3 separate regions of the Homo sapiens genome follow, and all the other regions are linked to region 1. The links are chromatin loops, found by intact Hi-C in ENCODE. Cell type or tissue: PC-3. All regions are shown on one strand. Links, peaks and the distances in the headings refer to the core of each region. The heading gives the core; the rest is flanking DNA.

Region 1 (5,504 bases), core at 103-5,102:
CTAGGGCCTAAAAGGAGGCATCAACCTTGTAGGAAAAGAAAGAAAAGCAACAGGTAAATTACAAAGAATATGTAAGTAAACATACCCAATAAAAACCAAAACAAGCCAGACAAAGAAGACTGGAATAAATAACTCATCCTTTAATGCAAAGACATAGACATACATCCACAAGAAACTACAGCAAACAGGGACCTCCTTAAATGGACAAAGAAAGAAACCAGTGGCTGACCTTAAAGAGACAACAACATGTGAAGAGACAATCAACAAAACAAAGTGAAGAGACAACCCACAGAATGGGAGAACATCTTTGCAAACTATCAGTCTGACAGAATTAATAAGCAAAATATATAAGGAACTCAAACAATTCAATACCAAAAAAAGCAAATAATCTGATCTTTTTAATTGGCAAAATATCTGAATAGATATTTTTCAAAAAGGACATGCAAATGACTGAGAAGTCAATGAAAAGTGTTCAACATCACTAATCATCAGAGAAATGCAAGTCAAAATGAGATATCATCTCGCCCCAGTTAAAATGGCTTTTATCAAAAAGGCAGGAAATAAGGGGTGCTGGTGAGGATATGAAGACAGGGGGATACTTGTACACTGTTGGTAGGAATGTAAATTAGTGCAGTCACTATAGAAAACTGTATGGAGGTTCTTTAAAAACTAAAAATCCAACTTCCATATGATTCAGCAATTTCACTATTGGGTATGTATCCAAAAGAAAGAAAATACATAGAGGACATACCTGCACTCCCATGTTTATTGCAGCACTAGGGACAACAGCCAACATATGGAATCAACCTAAGTGCCCATCGGTGGATGACTGGATAGACAAAATGTGGTATATGTACACAGTGGAATATTGTTCAGCCATAAAAAAATGAAATCCAGTCACTTGCAACAACATGGATGGAACTGGAGGTCATTACATTAAGTGAAATAAAACAAGCACAGAAAAACAAATATTTCATGTTCTTATTCATATGTGGGAACTTAAAAAAAAGTGGATCTCATGAAGATAGCAAGTAGATTGGTGGTCACCAGAGGCTGGGAAGGGTAGAAGGGAGGAAAAATGAAGAGTAGTTGATTAATGGGTGCTAATATACAGTTAAATAGAAAAAATAAGACCTAACATTTGATAGATGAGTAGCATGATTCTATTGTTTATTTCAAAATAGCAAGAAAAGAATAATTTGAATGTTTTTAGCATAAAGAAAAGACAAATATTTAAGGTGATGTATACCCAATCACACTGTATGGCAGTTAATATTAGGTGTCAACTTGATTGGATTGAAGGATGCCTAAATAGCCGTATTGGGTCTGACTATGTCTGTGAGGGTGTTGCCACAGGAGATTAACATTTGAGTTACTGGACTGGGAGAGGAAGACTCACCCTCAATGTGGGTGGGCACCACCCAATCAGCTGCCAGTGCAGCTAGAACAAAGCTGGCAGAAGGTGGGAGAAGAGGGCTTGCTGAGTCTTCTGGCTTTCATCTTTCTCCCATGCTGGATGCTTCCATCCCTTATTCCTGCCCTTGGACATCAGACTCCAGGTTCTTTGGCCTTTGGACTCTTGGACTTACACCAGTGATTTGCCGGGGGGCTCTTGGGCCTTGAAGCTGCACTGTTTGATTCCCTATTTCTGAGGCTTTTGGACTCGGACTGAGCCATTACTGGCTTCTTTCCTCCTCAGCTTGCAGATGGCCTATTGTGGGACTTCACCTTGGGATTTTTTGAGTCAATTCTTCATAATAAGCTCCCCTTCATATATGCATATATCCTATTAGTTCTGTCCCTTTGGAGAACCCTAATATACACTGATTTGATCTTTATAAATTATATGAAAGTATGATATTACCCCATATACCCCAGAATTATGTACATCTATTATGTCAATAAAAAATTAATTAAAAATTTTCAAACTCTTCTTGCAATAAAAATAATCAACTGTCAATTTTCTCTATGTCTTATTTGATGTATGCCCCCTATAGTTATGTGACCTTGGACAGATCCCATAATCACCTTAGACTATATCACAATTATATCACAAATAATATATTATTTATTTGTGAAATATCACATTTGATCACTAGATGATGTCTAAAGCCACTCTGTCAATGAACATCTACAGTTCCATGAGTTTATATTCTGCTTTCCTTCATAGCAATTCCTGTAATTTGTAATAATCCATCCTGTTATTGTTGCTTTTTGAAGTCTCTCTCTCTTCATACTAGATTATAAACTCCATGAGGGCAGAGACCATCTCTGCCTTTTTTACCACTATTAGCTCAGTATCCAGTAGAATGTCTTAGATGTAATTAGGCAAATAAAGTTTTTATTTGTTTGTTTGGCTTTTATTACAAATGTTACATATGCCTTTGGTTTTAATGAAACATCATCTAGATTAATAGCTTTAAACAGGCATGACCTTGCTTTTGTCCAAGCTCAAATGTCTGTGTGCATGTCTAGACATAACACATAATATGTATTCTATATGTATACATTTTCCTTGAATTGGAAATATGCTTTGGTGTTGATAGTTTAAAATCTATGCAAATCATTCTATCAAATCATTGTAAATTAAAAAAAACTACTAAGCTCATATGTCTGGCATGCTAAAACATGTAAAGTTTTATGAGTTGAACAGAGGGTAGTAATTCAGTGATGGGTACATATTTTTAGATGATTTTTGTAGCTCAAAATTGATATGAAACAAAATATTACTAATGATAGTTGAATTTTTAAGCAGTTCCGCCTTTTGCCTCTAGATGTCTCACCTGGAATTCCCATTGTATAATAGAAGATCTTCTGATGCAACACCCCACTATAGGGCTTGGCTGAAATGTCATCTTGGGAACTCAAAGAGTAAACCATGTGAATTTAACTGCAATTGGGTCAAAACATTCCATCAGTATTTTTTTAACTTTCTGGAAAAATGCAAATAACAGATGGTGGGAGAATAGGCAGATTTATGAGAAAAGTGACTTTGTATTAGTCATTCTGATGAGCCACATCCCAAGGAGCCCTGCCTTTTTGGCTATGATGAACAGTTTCCAGGTGTAACCCCTGGTGTTGGGAAAGTAATATTTAAGACAATGGCCATCAGCCCATCTTAAAAGCTTTTTTTCCACTTCAAACATAATTTATATCATTTATATCCCAGTTGGTGAGGTATGGAATTCAACATATTAATATATGACTTTAGGATATGACTTATGTAAGAAAAGTAATAATTTTACCCTAAAAAAGAAAATATTCTATGAGTTCAACCAAAAACAAAGTAACAGTTTTATTTCTTGAGAGGATAGGAAACATTTTGGCAATGGGCAGAAACAGGAGTTTATTAAAATTTGTGAACATACGTAATGAGACATAATTCTCTTGTAAATATCCCTATTAGTAAAAATGTTTCCCAATACCATATGTTATATAGATTGATATATACTATATGTGCTAATACTATGATAATATTTAGTCTATAAGAGAAAAGTGAAAAACAAAAAAAAAACAGATGGCCTGAAATGGATTAGAAGTAATATTCTGTTTCAGGTGACATTCAAACTACTTCAAAGTGGTGTAGAATATATTCTATTTGGGTGTCTTTAGATATGCTGAGCTTCTACCACAAAATCTACATTTCTCTAAAGTAAGGAAGAAAGGGATACCTTTTCATCCCTGAAATAGTTCTGGCCAAAACAGACAATTAGTATTTATTTGTTGAGAAAAATGAATGAATGAATGAAAGGGGAGCAGAATCTGATTATTTTCTTGCATATTTACTAAATAAATGCTTGCTTTCTTTGTAGTTCTTAAAATTATACTAGGCTTAAGTTTCTATGTTTTTTAAATTTCGTTTGTTTTATTTCAATTTTTAATTATTTTAATTTTTGGCAAAACGTATGATTCTCAAAATATGTCGTATAACTAATCACGTTGATAGATAAAAAATAACCACAAGCAAGCAACCACACAAACAAGCAGTGTGCCCCACTTTCCATCTGCTTTTGTTTTATTTTCACGAGTTATCTTTTTTTTTAGTTGATTCTAGTCAGTTTGGGTCACTTAAGTTACATGTAACAAATACTGTATGTCACTTTTATATTTAAATATATTTTCAAAGAATCATCGCTAACTACTTAATCATCTCTGAATTTCGGAGCCTGGCATGGAAATCTCTCCCCAAACTAGTTTCATCCTCCTTATCTAGTATTTTCTTCCACACTAACAATTGAAAAAACAAGCTAAGGTCTCTCCGCCTAATTACCTACTGTGGTAAATAATTGTTCAATTCAATTATTACCTACTTACTTCATATGCTTGTTCTGGTTCACTCAGGTAGATGTGATCAAATCTATTCCTACTTAAGAAAATTGAAGGACCATTATTTGCCTAAGGTCTTAACCGTCTGCCTAGACTTTAAAGTCACTGAGGTTAGCAACTGTGACTTATTCCTAGAAACACTGTTTGGCCTTCAACAAAAGTTGGTAAAAGTAAATTGAATTCCATTTGCCAATCTACCAGTTAAAGAGAGACATATGACTGACATTATCAGTGGAAGGAGTAATGGTACAGGTCTAATAAGCTCTTAATGAGAAGTAGAATGTCAGTGATAAGAGAGAAAGAGAGGCACAGAGAGAAGTTTGTGAAAAAAGAGAGATGAGAGAGAGTTACAAGAGGAAAAGAGGAACAGAGGGACAAAGAGGAATGGAATGAGCAGCAAAAAGGATAACTGGGCTTCTCCCTTACCCCTGAATAGTATTGTGTCTGGTATCTTCTGTCTCAGCTCTCTCTCATCTTTCGTATTTTGTATAATGGCGACGTTTGGGCTTCCAGTGAACCCATCGCCCAATAGTGAACCGACTTCTTCTTAGAAGTTCACTGGGAACCAATCAGCCTTTAAAGTCTTTGGGAATCTAGCCGGGAGCCAACCAGGGATCAGCCCCTGCTCTGCAGGTCCGGAGAAGAGAGGAGGGTGAGACAACTACCTCACCCTGTGTCCCTTCCCTTGCACAATTTGATATTCTAGTAGCTTCAAAGGTCCTTTTCTCCCAAATAGTATCCACTTCTCAGAGCATAGACTGAGTGCTTGGTCCACAGGGCAGCTGGAATTCTCTAGGAGGCTACAGATCAAAATCCAGGGGCTTACACTTGCCTGTAAAGTTGGAAAGTATTTAAATTTTAAATCATTTGTGATCTTGGATGATTCACTTACATTCTCTTGGTCTCAATTTTCAAATTCTAAAGGGATTTCCAATTCTATGCTGGATTTGTTGCAGAACTCTTTTAAGTATGAGGTCCTATTATTCAATTCTGGAACTCAGAGTCGGGTATTCAATCTAATCCCCTTATCATGATGGCTCAATTAAATTTATTTCTAATGTAATAATGATTATGTAGAGAAATTTATATCACAGATAGGTATAATCTAATTTTTAAAATAAATATGTAAAGTAGTTATTAGACTCTGATTTTATATTTTTACATCCTCCTTTTCAGTT
Region 2 (5,504 bases), core at 325-5,324, 140 kb after region 1:
ATGGTAGAGGAGAGGGAGTCAGGGGATGCTTTTGGGATGAAACTGCTCCACCTCAGATCATCAGGCATTGGATTCTTATAAGGAGTGTGCAACCTAGATTCCTCACATGTGAGCTCATGAAAGAATTGGTGTTTCTATGAAAATCTAATGCCACCACTGAGCTAACAGGAGACTGAGCTCAGGCAGTAATGCTTACTCCCCTGCTGCTCACACCTCTTGCTATGCAGCCCGGTTTCTAACAGGCCATGGACCAACCAGTCCATGGCACGGGAGTTGGGGACCCCTGACATAAAGTATGGTCAAGATTTTACCATCATACCTGTTGAAACAAACCGTTTTTACTGTCTTTGTCTATATCTTCTGTTCTCTGAATAACATATGTAGATTTCAAGGGTTTGTTTTCTCAAATAATAATTATGTCTGTTCAGATGGCATACAGGTTCATATTTTGACAGGATAAAAGGCAAATAAAAGTTGACCAAAAAATCTATGAATTCTACTGAGAAGTATAACACTTTGTAGGTACCAACAGATGACTCTTCTCTCCTTGAGTACTTTTGTTCCAGGAACAGAGATTATAACCTACCTTAAGCCCTAAGATGCCTACTCATGATAGACATGTTAAAATTGACATTTAACAAAATTGAGCATTAAAAGAGGCATTATATTAAGTGCTAAGAAGTATCACCCATTTAAGGCCAGACACAGTGGCTCATGCCTGTAATCCCAGCATTTTGGGAGGCCGAGGCAGGCGAATCACGAGATCAGGAGATTGAGACCATCCTGGCCAACATGGTGAAACCCCATATCTACTAAAATGCTAAAAATTAGCCGGGTGTGTTGGCACACGCTTGTAGTCCCACCTACTCAGGAGGCTGAGACAGGGAAATCACTTGAACCCGGGAGGCGGAGGTTGCACTGAGCCGAGATCGTGCCACTGCACTCCAGCCTGGCAACAGAGCAAGATCCCGTCTCAAAAAAAGAAAAAAAAAAGAAATGTCACCAATTATCTTTGTAATATTGATAAAATAGTGAATGATGTTTAGAAACAATGACATAAACTTGCATTCAGATTAGTTTATTTGAATATGCTTATGCTCTGCTATATAAATTTAATACAGTGAAAAATAATGCTATTTGGAAAAAAAAATCCTTGAAGAGGTATCTAACGTAAAAGTAGATTAAAACTGTCTATATGTGTAGATGTGTGGCAGCTTTTTGCTTCGGAAATAGATGTATATGTAATATATGTTATACAAGTGATAAAATTTATTAAATATTTGTGAAATAAATTATAAAAATAGCTGTTTAAATGAAAAATAATTTTTCAAGAATACAGTAGAAATTATGTTAAAAAGACATAAATATGTTGGTCTTAGATTGGTATTATTATTGAATACACTTAATTTTAGACTTTTAAACTTTTACCTTGCACAGGAAGTCTATTTACCTGTGATAGACCACCTTGAAACAATATGAGGAAAAAAGGTTTATCTGATATTAGTAGTGTTATCTCTCATAGTAAAGAAAATAAATCCAGTTTCAGGGAGATTTGTGGGAGGAATAGTATCTTTGTGATGCACTTCCCCAAGCATGCTCACGTACGTACATATCAGCCAGTCATTTGATAGGGGTCGCCCCCAAGAAGGTGGCATGCCTACCACAAGGTGGCTTTCAACAACCGAGGGAAAATCCTGGAGCAGCATTTAACTGAGGAAGTCAGCCTCCAAAACCCTAGTAGCCGAGGGATGGAGTGTGTCTGGGAGACACACCACAGCATCCACTACACTGATCTTGTTAGGTGATTTCTTAAGAGGTGTCAATTGAGGAAAATGATGTGACAAGTCTCAATCATTTTAGGAGATTTATTTGCCAGAGTTAAGGACATGCCCAGGAGACAGATCTAAGCCTTTCTCCAAAGATGATTTTGAGGGCTCTAAATTTAAAGGGGAAAGGGTGGGAGATTGAGAAGTACATGGTTTTCATGTAAGTGACTCTGTATTTTTTTACATAAGATGACATAAACAAAAGGGTCAGAGGAAAAATGCAGGGAATCTGCATTTTACATAAGATAATACAGACAAAATAGGGTAGGGGAAGGATCAGATATGCATTTGTTTCTGGTGGGCTGGAGTAATTGCACCTGTAAAGATAAGCTATCAATTTCCATTGCCATGGGAAAATTTTAACAGCTCACTAGGAATTTCCTTGTGGGCAAAATGTGGGGGAGGCATGTAGCTTTTCATCTTGCAGCCATGTTATTCAGGAACTAAAAGGGGGAAGCAGGTTTGCATGACCCAGTTTCCAATTTGAGTTTTCCCTTTGGCTAAATGTGTTTGGGGTCCCAAAATTTAATTTCCTTTCACAGAGGTAAACCTTTATGTTTGCTCTTTCTTCTTCCACACTTTCATCAACATTTTGTTGTGTGCTTCTCCTTCCATGGCCTAGCTGCCACCATCCTGACCTTATCTTTGCAATTTTCCAAAGTCCTCAAAACCCTTCACAGAATATGCTGAATTTTTCTTTGCTTAAACTGAAATCTGACTCACCTCTGAGGATATAACTTTCAGCTCTAGTGACAACTACATGTTTTCCTCTACCATACTGGCACATGGCAATTCACATGGATCAGCCTTGTCCTTTATCCTCACTGCCGGAGCTTTTTTTCTTCCCTCCTTGGAAACTCTTAACTGGAAATGTTCTCCTCTACTCGTCCTTCTTTCTACCAGCTAACGAAGTCCTTCTCACAAAGATGGCGGCACATGCCTCATGGTATTATTCTGTAGCCCACATCCTGGCCCCATCCAGGTGACTTCATAGCCACACGCACAATTTATGAAATGTTCTAGTCTCTTCATACTTAAAGAGTGGTCCAGGCCGGGTGCGGTGGCTCACGCCTGTAATCCCAGCACTTTGGGAGGCTGAGGCGGGTGGAACATGTGGTCAACACTACCCCGTCTCTACTAGAAATACAAAAATAAGCTGTGCATGGTGGCAGGCACCTGTAGTCCCAGCTCCTCGGGAGGCTGAGGCAAGAGAATCGCTTGAACCCGGGAAGTGGAGGTTGCAATGAGACGAGATGGTGCCATTGCACTCCAGCCTGGGCGCAGAGCCAGACTCCATCTCAAAAAAAAAAAGAGAGTGGTCCACAGGCCAGCGACATTGGCATCACCTCGGAACTTTGTAGAATTCAGAAATTCATCCCCTTACAGGGCTACAGACTTAGAAACAAAATTTTAATAAGATCTTGAGGTGCGTGGTACACATATTGAAGTTAGAAAAGCTCTGTCCTAGACTCTTTATTCCTTGACATAGTCATCTATGATCTTCACAGGCCCTCTGCTTTAGGACATCTGTTCTTTGACTGCATCAAGCTCGACATTGAGACGTCTAGACCATTGGTCCTTTAATTTCTTCTCACAAATTGACACCCTTTCGGTTGCTGTTGTTCCTCATGAAACTCTTGGAAGGACCTGTAACTCTAACTTGCCAGGTGAGATGTTCCCTAAATTGCCAAAGAGCATCTATATTACCTTTAGTGCTATAAAAAATTAGCAAAGTCAAGTGAAGCTGGGGTGGTGTGTACAGTGCTTGAGCTTGCCCCATTTCTCATCTTTGACTTTAGTTTCTGACTTAAATTGAAATAGACGATTAATATTTACATCATTGTTTATAGTTTATGAAGCAATTTTAGACACATTACCTCATTTGTCTATAAAGTTGTACAGTAGAAAAAGCATTCCATTTTACAATCAGACAGTTCAGATTGAGAGAGGAAAGGCATGTAAGGTATTCAGATCTCATAATCAATCAGGGACTCAACCTCAGATCCTCTGATTCCTACTTCAGCCCATATTCTATGGCACTTAAAATACTGCCATTTATTCTAGTATTTCATGCCTATTAGAACATCATGTGATTTGACATGAAAACAAATGAACTTATACTTCTCTAATCTGAATTTGTATTACCTGAATAAAGGAATGGGATTTTACCTACGAATCCTTTTACATTGTAATATAATTCCATTCAATGAAATATTAGAGTGAATTATTTAAATATCATAACATTAAAAATGACAAAAGTCAGCTTTAATAGAATTGACTTATTCCATCATTTTGTCTCCGTAATTCTAGAGGATATATATATTTATTTCTTCATCTTGTTTGGCTGTTTAGCAGTAGACATGCTGTTATTTTGGTAAGTCTTACTTATTTATAATTCTTGACACAGATGGAATCAAAATCTTGGTTTTAACTATTTCTAGACTTTCTGTGATAGGAACCAAGAATCACACAGCATAGTCTTTGTTACCATTCAGATAGACTGTTTGGATATATTCAAGTTATCTATTTCATTTCCACCATTTGTAACAGACACTATTAGGTATTATGACCCAAATGTTCAATTAGAAATGATCTTGTTTTTGAGGAATTTACAACCTACTGTGGGAGACAACAATGTAAGACAGTAATAGAGTCTTTGATAATGATAACAGAATAGAAAGTAATTCAAAATATGAGACTGTCAGAAGAGGGAAGGGCAAATTAGCAGAAGAAATTTACAGAAGAAAGAGCATTTGACTTGAATCTTGAAAAGTCAGAGCCATAATGAAGGGAACGGCATGTTAGTCACTAGAGAAAAACATGACAGTGGCTTCACAGCAGGTAAGTAAAATGGAGGGTGATGTGGTTTGGCTGTGTCCCCATCCAAATTTTATCTTGAATTGTAGTTCCATAATCCCCACATGTTATGGGAAGGACCAGGTGGAGATAATTGAATCATGGGGGTGGTTTCCCCCATCTTGTTCTTATGATAGTGAGTGAGTTATCATGAGATCTGATGGTTATATGAGGTCCTTCCCCCTTTGCTGAGCACTGGTTCTTCTCTCTTCTGCCACCATGTGAAGAAGGATGTGTTTGCTTCCCCTTCCACCATGATTGTAGGTTTCCTGCGGCCTACCCAGCCATGCTGAACTGTGAGTCAATAGTCAATTAATCCTCTTTTCTTTATAAATGCCCAAGTCTTGGGTATGCCTTTGCTATAATAGCAGTGTGAGAACAGACTAATACGGAGGGCTTGAGCCGTGACATGGCACTGACAAATTCGAGGAGAAAAAGGAGGTCAGCATAGATGTTGATGATATGGAAAAGTCAGCTGAGATAAAAATCACAAAGTTACTCAATGAGTGAAAAGAGTGTGGCTATTCAGATGTAGGTTTTCACGTACTGGTAGCATGAATAAATCTGCCAAGAAGCTTTGGAAAATACCAAGATGAGGAACAACAAAGACTGAGAAAATAAGTTAGGAGACCGTTTTTCATAAGGAGACTATGGAGGCCTAAAATAGGAGAGTAGTAGATAGAATGGGAAGGATAATATGAATTGAAAGACACTTCAGAAGCAAAATCAATAAGATGCATTCATCTATTTTATGTAAGGAGGGGAGAGAGAACATGCCAAAGAGAAACCAAAGAATACTACATGTTCTAAATAAACTGGAGA
Region 3 (5,504 bases), core at 261-5,260, 300 kb after region 1:
TACCCTTTGTCCCGTTGCCTGGCTTATTATAATAGCCTTCTAAACTGTCTCCCTGCTTCTTCCCTTGCCGCCCTTAAATCAACTCTCAACATAACAGCCAGGATTATTTTGTTAAAAGTTATACAAGATTCTGTCATTTTTCTGTTCAAAAATCCCTAGCAGCCTCCCCCATCTCAAAGTAAAAGCCAAAGTCCTTATAATAAACTATGGCTTTGTAAGATCTGGCTTCCTTCACTTCTCTAAACTTATCTCCTACTATCTGTACTCCGGGCACACTGACCTCCTTGGTACTCTTGAACACTCTACATTCACGATCCCTAGGACCTTTGCTCTTGCTGTACTCTTTGCTTGGACAGTTTTTCCCTCAAATATCTACAAAGCTTTTATCTTACTTCCTTCCCTTGTGTGCTCAAAAGTCACATATTGAGGTCTTCTCTTTTACTCCATGTAAAATTGAAACTCTGTCATCATATTCTGTCCCTTTACAGTGCTTTTTATCCTTAGAGCTCATTGCTATTTAACTTTTTTTTACTTATATATTTTATTTGTTTATCTCCTCTTACTGAACTACTACCTTTATAAAGCTACGATTTTGTATTCACTACTGAATCCTTGGTCCCTGGAATATGCCTGGCACATACGAGTTGTTCAATTAATACTGAATGAATAAATGAATAACGGGGAAAGTGAACATGATAAGTAGTTGTTATTTATGCAACCACTTATTTGGGCATTCATTAGATCATAGTTATATTTTTGATGGTCTCGTGGATATCAGAATGACTTAAAACTTTAAAAATAAAATATTCCCAAAGCTACTGATGCAACCATCTGAAAAAATAGAAGATGATGTAAGACATGCACATGACTAGAGTCAGACCACTAACTCTGAAGATCCTAATTCCTGAAGCTAGTTTTAAAATATTAAACATAATTTTTGCTTTGCATAAAGCAAGGCACAAGAATTCCTAGAGGGCAAAATCAGATCTAGACTTGGTGTTGCATTTATGGAGGAGCGAAGCACAGACCCCCTTTGCTGGAGTTTGTCACACGAGGAGCTTCTCAAGACTCCAGGGGAACAATAGTGCCTCTTTGCTGCTGGTGTGGTCTTGTGGTTCTTGAGGAAAGCAATGGTTTTGCTAAAGTTATTACAAATATTTAAAAATTATTCAGTTCTAAGTTTCAATGTGTGTTTTTAAAAATTACTTCACTCTAGCTTAATAACATTTCCAAAGAAATCTCTAAGAAAAAACAAGACTTCTGGAGGGAGCTAGATAAGAAGGGCTGAGGAGAAGATAGGTGATTTCCGGCTGCCATGTCATTATTAACCACGAATAGAAGAAAAGAAATGCACAAGGAATAAAATTAATGTCTTTAAAAGATATGGATACATGTTAACATCAAAGAATTTTGAGCTCAGGATATGTATTTTACAATTTTAGCTAAATCTTGAATTATATGAATCTTTAAAATGTCAAGATGTGGCAAATAGGCTTCGCAATCATGGTTTGTCATCTCGTCAATGCTCTTGACTTTTGAGTTTTCATGTAGAGAAGACATTCCTTTTGCTATCATCCTTCTGATAAAATTAGCTATGTGTGTTGTGTAGCAGTATTTCCATCCACACACAAGGGTGTGACTTGGCATTCTTTGTTACAACTGCTACTCAACCACTTATTTAAAATAAAAGTCTAAAACTGAAATCCTCTAATGAGTTGGAAAAGTTTTGCTTTAAAAATTATCCTTTTAGAGTGATTTCCAGTGCCATTTAGGGGATATAAGGAAGGAAATTCCAAGGTGTCTGTATTTTATCTGCAAATAAAACGATCATGTGACCACATGCCTGTTTGATCTGTGCCTGGTAGCTTAGCATGGCTACAGCAAAAGACGCACTTGCTATAATCATTTCAACCCCCACCCAACCCAAATCATCAACATTTCTCATCAAAGGAGAACATTTACATGCTCTGAAACATTGAATGAAAATAAGTGAAAACCTCTTCAGATATTTGTTTTAAAAATTCTCTGAGAGTACATAGAGTTTGGATCATGAAAGCAGAACTCAATTCATACTTCTGATCCTTCCCGGTTTCACATTTTTAAAAAATGTTATTTCACCACCTCCATGATCAGAAGGCGATGAGCTTGCTTTGTTTCCCAACTGACCTATTCATATCAAGTTAGTTACACTCACTTAAGTCTCCCCACCACCTTTGGCCAATCCCACAGAGCCCTCCTATGGAGCTGGAAACTCATATAGAGACTTTTGTTTTTTATAGAGAATTCAATAGCTCAATGCCACAAGACACCCTTTCTTATTAAAACGAGAAAGAAATGCATGGAAGTTGTTAAAAACAAATCATTTTCCATTAGTAAAAGTTACATGATTGGAAAGAGAAGAGCACATTGCTGTAATTACCAGTACATTAAGCAGGGGATGAACAGCTGCGTGAACTTGGAGTCAGTAGAATAACAGCCACCGAGCCAGCTTCCCCATATGGTCCAAGCAAGGAGGTGGGGCTTCTAGCTGCCTGGGGGTTGGGGAGAGGTGAGGAGGGGGCAAACGAATCCCATTCAAGTAGGAAATGTAAGCCAAGAAATGTCTGGCTTCCCAATCCAAACCCAGATTTCTCTGTGCTGCACTGGAAAAATCCCCCTGGCCTCCATAACAAAAACCTCTAAAATCAATGTTGTCTTTTCCTAAAGAGAGCAAAATGTGAGCGTTTTCAGACTTTTGGCTACATTGCTACTAATAGAAAAGACGACCTCAGAAGGACTTAGTCACTTCCTCAGCTTTTTGGGGTGTGGCTATGACTTGGAATTATTGGTATCACTTAGTAAACACTGTTTGATCTAGCATTTGCCTTCTCTCCCAATTAAAAATAGAGTCTGGCCAACAATGACAGGTCCCCACCACCAGGTATTGGCCTCAGTCTGTTTCAGTGAAAAGCATTACAGCCTTCTAATTGGCATTCTCTTCAGAATTTGGCAAATTTGGTCAAAGCAGACCAGCACTATAGTAACCTTTCATTATCAATGCAAATCCTAACAGAAAAGCATTCCATTCTTCTTACATTGTACGTCATAAATGAAACACAATAAATTTTATTGTGAAACCTCCTAGGAAGACATTCCTGAATAGACAAAGCAGAAAATGCTTGCATTATACTAAACAGAGCTAAAATTTGATAGTTGCTGGAAGGGTTGGCTATAAGGAATCTAGCTGTTTACAGGGGAAATACCAAATAGGCTACATCATTTGCAAGGAGATGTTTTTGTAAGTACCATGTCCAAAACCATTTGGGTTTCAACTATATGAAGGTTATTATTGCAGAGAATGGTGACCAGCTGTTCTTCATTGCCTCCGAAAACAGAATGAGAGAAAAAATGGCATTAAAGTGGAATTGGAAGAATTGAAGCTTCCTAAAAATTTGAGTTTGTTAACAGGAGAAGGATCCACACTAGGGAGTTATAAAATGAATGCCTTTCATTTTCTGTTGCTTTTAGAAATAAAAAGTGGCACTTTTAAGACAATTCAGGTAAAATTTTGTCCATCAATAAAATACTGAATTTGATAATCTTACAAATTTCTATTAAAAATAATTTCAAAAATATTTAAGAAATATGACTATTGGAAATTAGGCTATGTCTGGAGAATAATTCATCCAGTCATGCTATGGTGTCAGGGAATATTGTAAAATGAGAGAGTATTATTAAAAGAATCCTGTCGGAAATGTGTGCATTTCATGCCATAGATTTATGCAGGCATATTCTAGGAAGAAGGATAATGACTTCCCTGTAAATTAATATTGTCTTCAGAAATATCTAAATTTACAAATAAAAGATAAACAGCCTGGGCACGGTGGCTCACGCCTGTAATCCCAACACTTTGGGAGGCGGAGGAGGGCGGATCACCTGAGGTCAGGATCACCTGAGCTCAAGACCAGCCTGGCCAACATGGTGAAACCCTGTCTCTGCTAAAAATACAAAAATTAGCTGGGTGTGGTGATGCATGCCTGTATTCCCAGCTACTTGGGAGTCTGAGGTAGGACAATCACTTGAACCCAGGAGGCAGAGGTTGCAGTGAGCCGGGATTGTGCCACTGCACTCCAGCCTAGGTGACAGAGAGAGAATTCATCTCAAAAAAAGAAAAAAGAAAAAAAAAAAAAAGAAAAACAATAGTATTCTACTCAATAGAATAGACACACTGCTATCTCTTAGAAAATTATTAGATTGATGAATACATAGATGTAAAAACATCATTTGGTGGGTATCAGGATTTCCACTGATAGTTGATTTGTGGACTCTCAAGAAATTTATACCTGTATTCAAACACATACTGTGATATTAACTTGCAGGACTTTCTTAATAAACCAACTGTGGGAAGGACACACATTCCTAGACTTTCATTCACAGGGCAAATCCATCATTGCCAGACTTCTGCTTTCCATAGAACACTCACTTTTCTGTTTTCTATTCAACTTGAATGAAAATTTCTACTAGATCTCATTCCAAATCCTCCCATGGGACAGAGCTACCTTTCAGCAATCAGTGCTTTACCAAGGGCCGCACTCAAATTTGAACATCTCAGTAGACATGGAATCAGAAGCGAGGGATTACTGAATTTCACTCTGAAAGCTTTTCTTCTCAGATACTGTAATAAAAAAGCACCACCTTCATCTCAGATGATTTGCAGCTTTTCTGACAGCTAACGTTTATCTCTGTGACTCTTGCATTCTAGGGAAAAAATACAATTTGTAGATAACTTTAAATATTTACCTTTTTTTTTCCAAGCAGGAAGCAAAGGGTAAAACAACCACACACACACACACACACACACACACACACACTCACACGCACACAAAGTTTCACTACATAGATACATCTTGATTTAAAATTCCTGGGCACTTAGGCTGCATGTCATGGCCCTCTGCGTGAGTTAAGTGGAGTCAGAGATTTCTGCCAAGTTATAGAGCTGGTTACTTACTTCAGGAAATATTCAGTTATTTCATTTGAAGTATGAAATTGCAGGAGCATCCAAAAGTTTACCAGGGTCTAAAACTACAAGTGAGCTTGTTATTTGTCTCTACTCTTTATCCTTCTATGGAGTAGTTCCAAGGGATCCTTTGAACCAGCTGCCCAGTTTTCATCCCTGTAAATAAATTTTTCTTCACACAGTACAGGGTCAACTTCTGAAGAAGAGACCGTTTATCATGGTAGTTAAAAGCACAGACTCAACCCAGACTGAATGGGCTCTAATTTCAGTTTTGCCTCTTAACAGCTGTGTGCCCTTTGGGTAAGATACTTAACCTCTCTGAGCCTCAGTTTCTTCCCCTGTAAAACTGGGATTTAATAGCATCTTTCTTAATTGGTTGTTTTGAGGATTTTAAAAAGTACTCAGAATCTTACCAGACTGTTTGCCCACAGCTCAGTAAATATGCACAGAGGTTGAGAACAGAAGGAATGAAACAGATCAGCCCAGAAAGACCACATGATCAAAAATC

The links. Hi-C counts contacts between places; a loop is a spot of excess contacts. Peaks named below come from ENCODE experiments on the same cell type or tissue, not always from the same donor. Only the 100,000 strongest peaks of a DNase experiment are listed, where the experiment ranks them.
Region 2: it touches region 1 in a loop (2.2-fold over the local background); 3 of 110 quality-filtered maps call a loop at or near these places.
Region 3: a loop joins it to region 1, with 2.9 times the contacts of the local background. A loop is called at or near these places in 3 of 110 quality-filtered maps.

The regions. Positions count from the first base shown.
Region 1 is chr2:225,886,759-225,892,262 of GRCh38, forward strand. It overlaps LOC105373914 (a long non-coding RNA gene), which reads right to left and starts at 4,833. Exons shown (of 7, transcript XR_007088110.1): 1 at 4,753-4,833. It overlaps LOC107985992 (a long non-coding RNA gene), which reads left to right. Exons shown (of 3, transcript XR_001739907.2): 3 at 1-1,960. In PC-3, for the core only: a CTCF peak has its summit at 2,777; a DNase peak (open chromatin) is centred at 2,943; H3K27ac peaks cover 1,600 bases.
Region 2 is chr2:226,021,904-226,027,407 of GRCh38, forward strand. No RefSeq gene overlaps it. Among named protein-coding and RNA genes, the nearest start is that of NYAP2, 620 kb to the left of the region's middle. In PC-3, for the core only: no CTCF peak of the experiment used is centred there; no DNase peak of the experiment used is centred there.
Region 3 is chr2:226,182,901-226,188,404 of GRCh38, forward strand. No RefSeq gene overlaps it. Among named protein-coding and RNA genes, the nearest start is that of MIR5702, 470 kb to the right of the region's middle. In PC-3, for the core only: no CTCF peak of the experiment used is centred there; a DNase peak (open chromatin) is centred at 2,991; H3K4me3 peaks cover 2,235 bases; H3K27ac peaks cover 3,765 bases.